2 separate regions of the Homo sapiens genome follow, and region 1 is linked to region 2. A link is a contact called in ENCODE Hi-C or POLR2A ChIA-PET data. All regions are on one chromosome and are shown on one strand. The core of a region is the stretch at or near the end of the contact, and the rest is flanking DNA. Distances in the headings are between cores, read along the strand shown. Region 1 has its middle 78 kb from the start of CDC25A. Region 2 overlaps MAP4 (microtubule associated protein 4).

Region 1 (6,870 bases), core at 76-2,575, 120 kb before region 2:
CTTTACTAAAAATACAAAAAATTAGCTGGGCATGGTGGCACGTGCCTGTAGCCCCAGCTACTCAGGAGGCTGAGGCACGAGAATAGCTTGAATTTGGGAGGAAGGGGTTCCAGTGAGCTGAGATCGCGCCACTGCACTCCAGCCTGGGCAACAGAGCGAGGCTCTGTCTAAAAAAAAAAAAAAACAAAAAACACACACAGAGGGAACTTCATCATCATGTTACATAAAACTGGCCTGTTTTGGAATTTGGCTATTATCTCTCATTCTTCTGATTTCTCAGAAGGTCAGGTAAACAGCTTGGTTTCTTAACATATAATTTTAGCATGAGTAATTCTATTTTAGTTTTTTCCTTTTTTTTTTTTTTGAGACAGAGTCTCACTTTTGTTGCCCAGGATGGAGTGCAGTGGCGCAGTGTCGGCTCACTGCAACCTCCACCTCCCGGGTTCAAGCAATTCTCCTGTCTCAGCTTCCCGAGTAGCTGGGACTACAGGTGTCCGCCACCATGCCCGGCTAACCTCAGGTGATCCGCCAGCCTCAGCCTCCCAAAGTGATGGGATTACAGACGTTAGCCACCTTGCCCGGCCCATTTTAGTTTTTAGTCTGGTCTTTTGGGGCCTAGTGCAGGAGCTTTGTCCGAAACAATGGCTAACGTAGTGTTTTTATTAGCATCTGAAAGACTCGTGAGGGGAATCTGAGACAGTACATTTGATAAGGCTTCCCGAATTGTCTTTCCCTTTTGCAGCAATATAGTTATTTTAGGGGGCTGGGGTTCCCATTAAAGGGTTCTTGGCAATATTAAGTGAGTGAATATGTCATTTATCCTAAAGCCAGTCCCATATGGCTTGCATATGAAGTATATCAGCTGCTTCATCTGAGTGTTCTATTTGGCATTTGTAGGTGGAGCCAGGCAGTCCCCCTTTGCAGGGTAAACAGACCTTACCATGGCTTTTATCCAGTCCATCAGGCTGGCTGTTCCCTTGGGAATAACCTCCTATGTGTCTGTGTGTCGTAGAGCTATCTGTGATTGTTCCATAGTGAGCTGTGGGTCCTGTATCAACCCAAACATGCTCTTTCACTCTGCAGCACTTCAAACCAAAGATACTGCTCCTAAATTTGTTGCTCTCAAAATCCATTTTAGTAAAGCCTCCTCAGGAGCCTGATGATACCAATCTGCAAAATGAAACGCTTCCTTCATACTATCCCTCTAGTTTTCACAGTATCTTGGTTTTGCTGCTTCCCCGCATTGACTGCCTTTTTGGTAACCACAGGTCTTAGAGGTACTTTCTGTTGTCTCTCTATAATTTTTCCCTTCTGGGGGAGGCTTTGTGGCTTGTGGCCAAAGCTCAGACTAACTGAAAGCTAAACTTAGTCTAGCATCAAGATTGACCCAGAACTCCCTTTTACTTTCATTTTTAGCTATTATATATAACAGTAAACAAGGAATTGAAATTTTGTGTTTTTTTCTTATTAGTTTGCATTTCTTTTTTGTTGTTTTGAGACATGGTCTCATTCTGTCACCCAGGCTGGAGTGCAGTGGTGCAATCTAGGCTCACTTCAATCTCCACCTCCCAGGCTTAAGTGATCCTCCCACCTTAGCCTCCCAAGTAGCTGGGACTACAGGCCCGCACCACCATGCCCAGCTAATTTTTGTATTTTTGTTGTTGTTGTTGTCATTGTTTTGAGACAGAGTTTTGCTCTTGTTGCCCAGGCTGGAGTGCAATGGTGCAATCTCGGCTCACCGCAACCTCCACCTCCTGGGTTCAAGCGATTCTCCTGCCTCAGCCTCCTGAGTACCTGGGATTACAGGCGCATGCCACTACGCCTGGCTAACTTTGTATTTTTAGTAGGGTTGGGGTTTCTCCATGTTGGTCAGGCTAGTCTCAAACTCCTGGCCTCAGGTGATCTGCCTGCTGAAGCCTCCCAAAGTGCTGGGATTACAGGCATGAGCCATCGTGCCCGACCTAATTTTTGTATTTTTATTAGAGACAGGGTTTCACCATGTCACCCAGGCTGGTGTTGAGGAAATCCTGACCTCAAGTGATTCTCCCGCCTCGGCCTCCCAAAGTGCTGGGATTACAGGCGTGAGTCACTGCACCCAGCCTAGTTTGCATTTCTTTATCCATTTGGTAAACCTACTCCCTGGGAGTTGGATCCATCTCTAAATTTTATTGGTAACTTTTACCTTTTGTAACTGATTGTAGCACAGCTGATACTTCGTACCATGGGGGACCACACGGCCACCCAGGAATCAAAAGTTCCTCACCTCCCACCCTTTATCCTTTTTCTTCCCAAACTACATGTTTCCATGAGCAGGGCTGGTGTAGTAAATCCCACTTCTGACACCAAACATGACATTATAGGTGGAGGAACAAAAAAAAACAACCAAGTGATTTTTCCTATTCTCTTACTCAGCAGTCAACAATACTTCTGTGACCAGTGTACGGGAGTTTTTCCCCCCACACCAAGCAAGTAGTCCTTCAGCTGTGGACACCAGCTATATGTCCTCCAATTCAGTTTAATTCTGGCACTATCTACCCAGAGATAGAGTCAGATCCCATATGTTGAAGGTTTAGTATCCTGAATAGCTGGGATTATAGGCATGCACCACCACGCCTGGCTATTTTTCATATTTTCAGTAGAGATGGGGTTTCACCATGTTGACCAGGCTGGTCTCGAACTCCTGACCTCAGGTGATCTACCCTCCTTGGCCTCCCAAAGTGTTGGGATTACAGGCGTGAGCCACTGCACCCAGCCTAATTTTTTTTGTATTTATTTTTTTTGTAGAGAGATGGTCTCGTCATGTTGCCCAGGCTGGTCTTGAATGTCTGGGCTCTAGTGATCTGCCCATCTCTGCCTCTCAAAGCGCTAGGATTACAGGTGTGAGCCACTGTGCCTGGCCTCATTTGGATTTTTAATGGAGACTTCATTACATAGGCATGGTTGATTAAATAATTAACCATTGGTGATCGACTTAACTGTCAGCCTCTCTCCTCTCCCAGGAGGTTGGGGAGTGGTGCTGAAAAGTTACAACCCTCTAATCTGCCTTGGTCTTCGCTGTTACTAGCCCCCATCCTGAAGCTACCTAGGGGCTGCCAGCCACCAGGCAACTTAATAGTGTACAAAAGATACCACTCTGAATTCCAATAATTTTAGGAGTTGTATGCCAGAAAAGTGGGATAAAGACCAAATACAGTTTTACTTAGCTTAACAAGAGGGATGTGTTCTAAGAAATGCATCACTAAGTGATTTCATCATTGTGCGAACACCATAGAGTGTACTTACACATACCTAGATGATACAGCCTACTAAATACCTAGAATACCCAGGGTACAGGATGTAGCCTGTTGCTCCTACACCACAAACCTGTACAGCGTGTTACTGCACTGAATACTATAGGCAATTGTAACACCTGGTAAATATTTATGTATCTAAACATATCTAAACATAGAAAAGGTACAGTAAAAATATAGTATTATAATCTTTTTTTTTTTTTGAGACTGAGTCTCGCTCTATTCCAGGCTGGAGTGCAGTGGCACAATCTCAGCTCACTGCAACCTCCACCTCCTGGGTTCAAGTAATTCTCGTGCCTCAGTTTTCCAAGTAGCTGGGATTATAGGCAGCTGCAGTCATGCCCAGCTAATTTTTGTATTTTTAGTAGAGACAGGGTTTCACCATCTTGGCCAGACTGGTCTCGAACTCCTGACCTCAAGCGATTCACCTGCCTTGGCCTCCCAAAGTGCTGGGATTATAGGCTTAAGCCACCGTGCCTGGCCAAAAATGCAGTATTATAATCTTATAGGGTAGGGCTAAGTGGCTCACACCTTGTAATCCCAGCACTTTAGGAGGTAGAGGTGGGAGAAGCACTTGAACCAGGGGTTCAAGACCAGCCTGGGCAACATAATGAGACACCCTCTCTAGGAAAAAAACCAATTATCTATCTATCTATTAATCTATCTGTATATCTTATGGGACCACTGTCATATATGCAGCTTGTTGACCAAAACGTTGCATGACTGTGTATATTTCACAGTATCATGTTTCCAGTTTGTGGCTATTAAGAATAAAGTTGTGGATGGGCGCAGTGGCTCACGCCTGGCTAATATGGTGAAACCCCGTCTGTACAAAAATACAAAAATTAGCATGGTGGCATGCTACTGTAATCCCAGCTACTCAGGAGGCTGAGGCAGGTGAATCGCTTAAACCGGGGAGGCAGAGGTTGCAGTCAGCCAAGATTGTGTACTTTAGCCTGGGTGACAGAGTGAGACTCCATCTCAAAAAAAAAAAAGAATAAAGTTGCTATAAGCATTGTTTTTCAAAATTTTATTTATTTTTTATTTATTTATTTTTTTTTTGAGACAGTCTTGCTCCGTCGCCCAGGCTGGAGTGCAGTGGCGCCATCTTGGCTCACTGCAACCTCTGCCTCTGCGTTCAAGTGATTCTCCTGCATTCAAGCAATTCTCCTGCCTCAACCTCCCGAGTAGCTGGGACTACAGGTGGCTGCCACCACACCTGGCTAATACTTTTGTATTTTTAGTAGAGATGGGTTTCACCACATTGGCCAGGCTGGTCTCAAACTCCTGATCTTGTGATCCACTCACCTCGGCCTCCCAAAGTGCTGGGATTACAGGCGTGAGCCACCGTGCCTGGCCTAAATTTTATTTTTTTTGAAACAGGGTCTTGCTCTGTCATCACCCAGGCTGGAGTGTAGTGGTGTGATCATAGCTTACTGCAGCCTCAAACTCCAGGACTCAAGTGATCCTCTTGATTCAATCTCTCGAGTAGCTGGGACTACAGGTGCCCAACTCTGTGCCAACTAATTTATTTACTATAAATTATTTATTTATTTGAGATGGAGTCTCACTATGTTGCCTAGTCTGGAGTGCAGGTGTGCCATCTTGGCTCACTGCAACCTCCACCTCCTGGGTTCAAGTGATTCTCCGGCTTTAGCCTCCTGAGTATCTGGGATTAAAGGCGCACACCACCATGCCAGGCTAATTTTTGTATTTTTAGTAGAGACGGGGTTTTCCCATGTTGGCCAGGCTGGTCTCGACTTCCTGACCTCAAGTGATCCACCCGCTTCAGCCTCCCAAAGTGCTGGGATTACAGGCATGAGCCACCGCGCCTGGCACTACTTATTTATTTATTTACTGAGATGGAGTCTTGCTGTGTCGCTAGCCTGGAGCGCAGTGGCGAGATCTCGGCCCACGTCAATCTCCACCTCCTGGGTTCAAGCGATTCTTGTGCCTCAGCCTCTGGATAGCTGGGATTATAGGCATGCGCCATTACGCCCAGCTAATTTTTTTATTTTTTGTAGAGATGGGGTTTCACCATGTTGGCCAGGATGGTCTCGAACTCCTGACCTCAAGTGATCCGCCCACCTCGGCCTGGGTGCTGAGATTACAGAGGTGAGCCACCGTGCCTGGCCACATGTGATGTTTTGATGTGTTCAAATAATGTGTAATAATCAAGTCAGGGTAATTGGTAAATTCATCACCTTAAACATTTATCTTTTCTTTATGCTGGGAACATTCCAATTATTCTGTACTTGGTATTTAAAAATATACAACAGGCCGGGCACGGTGGCTTATACCTGTAATCCCAGCACTTTGGGAGGCTAAGGTGGGCAGATCACCTGAGGTCCAGAGTTCGAGACCAGCCTGGCCAACACGGTGAAACCCTGTTTCTACTAAAAATACAAAATTAGCCGGGTGTGGTGGCATGCACCTGCAGTCCCAAGCTACTCGGGAGGCTGAAGCAGGAGAATCGCTTGAACCTGGGAGGCGGAGGTTGCGGTGAGCCGAGATCGTGCCATTGCACTCCATGCTGGTCAAGAAGAGTGAAACTCTGTCTCAACAACAACAACAACAACAAAAAATAAAATAAAAAATAAAAAATATACAATATACAATAGATTATTGTTTAATCACTACTGATACTACTATTTATTGAACACTAGGTCTTATTTCTTCTATCTACCTGTACTTTTGTACCCATCAATCATCCTGTCTTCATCTCCCCCTCTTGCCTACGCTTCCTAGCTTCTGGTAATTGCCAAACTACTATCTTAGTGAGATCCACTACTATGATCATTCTTAACAAATCTTTATGTGGATATATGTTTCTATTTCTCTTGGGTAAATACCTAGGAGTGGAATTAAATTTGTATTTTCCTTCCTCTGGATTGTGAACTTTTAGGGGCTGATTTATTTTGTCTCCAGCTCCAAGCACAATGGCTTACTGTATGATCGGTTCTGAGTAAACATTTGTTGAAATGAAACAAAATTAAAGCACAAAATAATTTCCCCATATTCTATATAATATGCATCTGTCATTAAGCACACTGTGGGCCTAGCAAAATATGAGAATTGTTTCCATCGATCTTCCCAATGAGCCTCTAAGGTAAGAATTATCCCATATTACTACTTAGGAAACAGAGGCCAAGAGAAGCTAGGTGAGCTGATGAGCTGAGGAAGATCACACAGCAGGTAACAGGAAGAGACAATGTGAAACTGAGCCTGTTTGTGAAGCCTCTGCATATTCCTCTCTGCTTCTTTGTTTTTCTGAAAGTCTCGGCTCCTTTAGCTGGAGTCCTTGGAGTAACTGGCCCAGGTCACTCTTTCTCTGCTTTCAAGGACTGGGCAAGGCAGGCTATCTCCTTCTCTTGCCTTACACAAGAATGTCTGCTTTCTAGTGGAACTCCAGATCTCACTTACCTCGAAAGATGTCAAAACTGTACCCCTTGAGAAGGGAGGAATGTAGTTTATATCAAAATGTTGAGTATCAAACAGGCAAATGTGGAGGGAAAGGTGGAATGGAAAGTCATCATCACTGTGCAACCATTACAGCAAAGACTGATTTAGAAAAGAATTA
Region 2 (6,220 bases), core at 726-3,225:
TTATTATACATCTAACTTTAAGTTTGATTTTGTTCTTAGATGAGGTTCAGTAAACTACTGCTGATTGCTGACACTTTTTTTTTTTTTGAAGACAGGGTCTTACTGGGCGCGGTGGTTCACGCCTATAATCCCAGCACTTTGGGAGGCTGAGGCGGGTGGATCACCTGAGGTCAGGAGTTCGAGACCAGCCTGGCTAACATGGTGAAACCCTGTCTCTACTAAAAACACAAAAAAATTAGCTGGGCGTGGTGGTGGGCACCTGTAATCCCAGCTACTCAGGAGGCTGAGGCAAGAGTAATCACTTGAACCCGGGAGGCAGAGGTTGCCGTGAGCCGAGATCGTGCCATTGTTGCACTCCAGCCTGGGCAACAAGAGCGAAATTCCGTCTCAAAAAAAAAAAAGAAAAGACAGATTCTTTCCATGTCACCTAGGCTGGAGTGCAGTGGCACAATCATAGCTTACTGCAACATCTAACGTAACTCCTGGGCTCAAACGTTCCTCCTGCCTCAGGCTCCTGAATAGCTTGGACTACAGGTGCGCGTGCCTTGCTTATCCTTTTATTTTTATAGCGACAGTCAGACTGTGTTCCTCTGGCTGGTCTGGAACTCATGGCCTCAAGCGATCCTCCTGCCTTAGCCTCCCAAAGCACTGGGATTACAGGTGTGAGCCACCACACCCAGCCTAGTGCTCTCGATATGTTCTTACAACAGGCTTAGTTAGGCCAACCAGTGGAAGTTTATCAACCATTTTCTTGCCTCTAGATATAGAAGGGACGGTTGAGTAGGTTACACATAATAGAACTCTTTGAACAATGGTGTTTTATTTCCTTTAATTCTTACATGTCCACCCTAATTGTCTTCAACTTATAAAATGAGAAGTAAGAAAGCAGGGTTGCTTTTATGGCATTTATGACAAAGTAGGAAAATTGCTTTTTTCTCTAAGTATGATTTCTGCCTTCATGCCTGGCAACACAAGAACCCCCCGACCTTTATTCCTTTTCTTTGGATCTACTATACTCATTTCCTTTTGCACTTCAACTTATTCTTGCTTCTACAAGTATTTTATCTTAGCATTGCCTGTGTAAACCATCTAAATACCAATACCTAGAAATAAAATTGGTGTCAAACTCTTCTTCTAAAATGCCTATCACCTTGGGAAACAATTCTCAAATACTTTTTCAGGATATGTGTACTACTTGTTTTGCACCACGGCTGTAATAAGAAAAAAATAAAAAGAAAATTATGTACTTCCTGACTTTTTTCCTTAAAAAATGGTGTTTTCCTTAATTGTTCATTATCAGCATTATATGGCCCTATTTTCTAGGTGAGGGAGACAAAAGATAGAACCCTTTCTCTTAGATGTGAATGACGAAGCAAACATCTGTGACTCTTGTTCTTTCAGATGATCATCTAGCACAGTATTGACCCTCAGACACAAATAGCACATTTATGGAACAAGTCACTTAATTTTTCTGTTCTCTGTGTGATTAAATAGTTCTTCTTCTGAAGTCGAGAAAATGCTTTCTCCTCAACATTCCATAAGGCCTTTGAAGCTAAAAGCTTATTCCCATAGAATAAGAAGTTAACACAGGGCAATGGCCTGGCTAAGTTTTTTGCATTTTTAGTAAAGACAAGGTCTCACTGTGTTGCCTGGACTGGACTGGTTTTGAACTGCTGGGCTCAAGTGATCCTCCTGCCTTGACTTCCCATAGTGCTGGGATTACAGGTGGGAGACACCGTACCCTGCCACACACCAGCAGTCTGTTTTAACAAGCCATAATAGGTGACTCGGATACACATGCATGATTGAGAAACACTAATCCATGGAAAAGGGCCTAAGTGACAACTATTAATAGATACTGCAGAATTTCTCCTTAATACACTGGTATTTCTTTTGCAGAAAATTGCAACCAGCTTAATTGGCCAGTAGAGGGCAGTGTTGGCATGGGTCTGACAGCACCAGAGGGTTCCCTTGCATTGAGACCTGGCTGTTTTGCCCAAGGCTGACTCACAGCACACATGCCTTCTCAGGTTCTTGCTACTTCTCTGCCAAGCTGATTTGCCTGCTGTGGGAATCTGACATCTCCTGGGGAGAGGGAATCAACAAAATAAAGTAAATTTGAATATCTTTATATCTCAGAGAATGTGATTAGTTTCTAAAAAAAAAAAGTGTGCTATTTTCGATGCTGTGTGTATTTCACTGAGAAAGTTTTCATTTCATGAAATGGGGGTTCTCTGGGGAAGTCAGTCAGTGAGAAAACACATTATAGCATCTTTTGAATTAGGACTTTTCCAGTAATGTGCAGTATGATTAGGGTCCAGTATGTCTTATCTGGCAGGGAAATATACAAGCCTTTTTTCTACTTGTCAACCTTATTGTTTTTAGTGTTGTTACGTTGTTTTTATTCTCTCCTGGGCTTATATTTTTAGATTGTGAGGTGTTGTATGTATAGTAGAATCCAGCTTCTCTTCTTCCTTTCTAACCTCTTCTTGCTTTCATTTTATTTTATTCTAGTAAAGTTTCTTGATCAGCCTACAGTTATTCTATAGGTGGTTGATAGATAAATTTACAGTTGGTCAACATATAGTTAATAACAGTGAGAATAACAATAGCTAATAACAGTGAGAATAACAATTACTATTTAGCACTGTACAGTTGACATCCTGTATTACTGCATTTAGTCCCACTTCCCAGGTGAAGCTTAAGTATTAGAAATGAGAAGGTTGCATTTGATCATTTAGTTAATAATGACAGCACAACCTGAACCCAGATCTTCTAATCTCACTTTTATTTTTATTAAACAATTAAAACAATATTTTTTAAATAGAGATGTGGTCTTGCTATATTGCCCAGGTTGGTCTCAAACTCCTGGCCTCAAGCAGCCCTTCCGCCTAGGCCTCCCAAAGTGCTGGGATTACAGACATGAGCTACTGGATCTTCTCATTTTAAACCCCTGTTCTGGCTGGGCATGGTGGCTCATGCCTGTAATCCCCAGCACTTTGAGAGGCTGAAGCAGGCAGATCACGAAGTCAGGAGTTCGAGACCAGCCTGATCAACATGGTGAAATCTCATCTCTACTAAAAATACAAAAAATTAGCCAGGCGTGGTGGTGCTCACCAGTAATCCCAGCTACTCAGGGGGCTGGGGCAAGAGAGTCTTGAACCCAGAAGGTGGAGGTTGCAGTGAGCCAAGATCGTGCCACTGCATTCAAGCCTGGGCGACAGCGAGACTCCGTCTCAAAAAATAAATAAATAAAATAAACCCCTGTTCTTTCTGTGAAACTATACCTTTTTCATGAACACATACTTTCTACTTGATCTAGTATCTCACTGATAGTTTTTAAAAACTAAAAATCCATTTTTTAAATTCAAATAGAATTATTAGATGTATGTTCAGGAAATGTAAAAGAATCTTGCTTCATTTCAATACAGAGCACAAACTGAGGGACTCTGCCACTAATTCACATGAGTTTGTAAAATATTTCACTTTCCTAGACAACTGTTTCACATCTACTCTCTGAAACTTCTGGCACTTGCTCTCCTGTTCATATTCATAAGTCATATTCATAAATTAATTGGCTTAATCAGAACAGAACTTCCACATGGTCCCACCACATATTTCCTCCTCACCTATGTTCATCTATGCCCTTATTGTCTGCTCTTTTTCTGTTATGGGTGAACTGTTCATGCTGTCACTCAGGCCACTGCTGTCACAGTTACCTCTTCTGTCTCCTGCATCATCAGTTCTTTTCTTTCAATTGGGTCATTCACCAGCATCAAACATACTATAATTTTTTTATCATTAAAAAAAAAATCCTGTCTGAATCTCACATCCATCTCATCTATCTTTTTGCTTTGCTTTCTTTTTTTTTTTTTTTGAGACGGAGTCTTGCTATGTCACCCAGGCTGGAGTGCAGTGGCGCGATCTTGGCTCACTGCAAGCTCCGCCTCCCGGGTTCACGCCATTCTCCTGCCTCAGCCTCCTGAGTAGCTGGGACTACAGGCGTGTGCCGCCACGCCCGGCTAATTTTTTGTATTTTTAGTAGAGACGGGGTTTCACCGTGTTAGCCAGGATGGTCTCAATCTCCTGACCTCGTGATCCGCCCACCGTAGCCTCCCAAAGTGCTGGGATTACAGGCGTGAGCCACCGTGCCCGGCCTGCCTTCTTTTAAAGAGACGTTTCTACTACCTGTCACCAATTCCTTTCCTTCCATTTCCTCTTGAATTCACTCTCATCAGACTTTAACATATGCATGACCCCAAAACTTCTCTTACCTAAAGTATAAGGCCTTGATGTTGCCAAGGACAAATCCAGTATTACTCCAGGGGTTTTGCCTGAGCAACTGAAAGGAAAGAATTGCCATCATCTGAGATGGGGAAAGCTACAGAAGGAGTAGGATTTGAAGGGAAGAGAAGAAATTTAGCTTGGGATATGTTCACATTTAGTTACCTGCTAGTCATCGAAATGGAGAAGATGGATACACAGATAAGGAGTCCGGAGTTTGGAGGACGGTTCTGGGCTGGAGGTTGATGTTATATAAAGCTTTTGCTAGAGTTGTTGTTCTAAAATCCTTTAAGATTGGATTTAGATGTAACTTTCCAGAACATTCCCTGACTTCTGTTCCCTTTCCCTTCTAGACCTCCCACTACCCCCACACCCTGCCAGCCTTTCTTTTCATCTTCCTCTTGGTAAGTGCTTTTCTTCCCTGAACTTTCCTCTTTCCTCTGTGGTACTTGTAAGATCATAATTAAGCTATTTGTTATCTTACACTTATTAACATGCTCTAGCACAGGAATAATATTTTGTTTACTGCCATATTTCATGGAGAATGACACATTTAGCGAAAGCAGGATGGCACAGCATAATCAAAGTTTACTAGCGACCTCAAGTTTCTCAGGGTTAAGAAATCAAAGGTTACAGTGACAAGTGACCGGAGAGAATCATGGAGAAGCAGATCAAGTGAAATTATGAAGAATCTCATGGTTTGTGAGAAACTGAGGGCGCAGGGGTACTGAGAAACCTGGCCAGATCTGCATTAGAGACCACTGCTCTTGGCACATGATAGATGTGTAATCATTGCTTATTACACTGAATTGAAATGGTTTTTGTTTGTCAGTTTATTCAGGTTTGGGTTGTGTTAATGTACAGACTAACAAACAATTGTGTCTCCAAAATGGTAGATATTTATTTAGGGTAGGTGTACTTGGTCTAATCCTAAACCCTCTTAATAGTCTCATGATCATATTTAGGGAAGTTTATATATATGCATAAAAAATTAGTGTGACATTTTTGCAAAAATAGTTATTTTCTGACTTTGATTTGAAAACAGACTTTTATCTCATAACTAATAGTTCTTTTTGGGGAAAAAAAATATCGTACCAAAATGTATAGTTCATAATAATAGTACCCTAGTCTGAAAGAAGAGCAGGGGACCGGGACCCGGGGGCTCAAGCCTGTAATCTCAGCACTTGGGAGGCCGAGGCAGATGGATCACCTGAGGTCAGGAGTTTGAGACCAGCCTGGCCAACATGGCAAAACCCCGCCTCTACTAAAAATACAAAAATTAGCCAGGTGTGGTGGCATGCGCCTGTAATCCCGGCTGCTCAGGAGGCTGAGAAACGAGAATTGCTTGAACCCAGGAGGTGGAGGTTGCAGTGAGCTGAGATTGTGCCACTGCACTCCAGCCTGGGCGACAGAGTGACTCCATCTCAAAAAAAATACAAAAAAACCCCCCAAAAAACAAAAAACAAAGCAACAAAAAAACCACTTCATTGCTAAAAATATTCTGCAAGCAAGCCAGGATGGTGGTATGTACCTGTAGCCCTGCCCGAGCTACTTAATAGGAAGGAGGATTGCTTAAGCCTAGGAGTTTGAGTCCAGCCTGGGTAACATAGCAAGACCCCAAAGACCCCACCTCTTAAATAATATTCTGCAAGCAAATGACTTTGTTAAACTTCACACTGCAAGAACAGAGCCAAGAACCTACCATGTACCCTTTACTTGGATTTATCATTACTGTTTTGCACATTTGCTTTATCATTCTTGTTATATTTACATATAGTTCCTTCCCCTTGGATTATTTGAGAACAAACTGCAGAACTCACACCTCTTTCCCCGAAGAACTAGGCATTAGCACATTACAAGAATACGATGATAGAGATCAGAAGTTAAATGCTGATGAGATATTCCTGTCTAATCCACGAACCTTATTTCATTGTCA

What was found. A loop is a pair of places that touch in the nucleus more often than their neighbours do. ChIA-PET counts read pairs that join two places held with the same protein, here RNA polymerase II (POLR2A). Pooled maps may share reads with other maps.
Region 1: a loop to region 2 is called in a pooled map, with 2.6 times the contacts of the local background. The contact joins two enhancer-like sites. A Hi-C loop is called at or near these places in 2 of 50 pooled maps. POLR2A ChIA-PET finds 5 or more read pairs at or near these places in 2 of 52 experiments (OCI-LY7 and activated naive CD4-positive, alpha-beta T cell).

Annotation. Positions count from the first base shown.
Region 1 is chr3:48,107,091-48,113,960 of GRCh38, reverse strand. No RefSeq gene overlaps it. Among named protein-coding and RNA genes, the nearest start is that of CDC25A, 78 kb to the left of the region's middle. RefSeq lists enhancers at 1-66, 67-568 and a silencer at 6,576-6,776. Within about 2 kb of position 1,325, at least 4 of the 41 ENCODE cell types and tissues checked have a DNase peak (open chromatin) inside an H3K27ac peak, as active enhancers do.
Region 2 is chr3:47,985,851-47,992,070 of GRCh38, reverse strand. All of the region lies in intron 2 of MAP4 (microtubule associated protein 4), which reads left to right. Among named protein-coding and RNA genes, the nearest start is that of MAP4, 27 kb to the left of the region's middle. Within about 2 kb of position 1,975, at least 4 of the 41 ENCODE cell types and tissues checked have a DNase peak (open chromatin) inside an H3K27ac peak, as active enhancers do.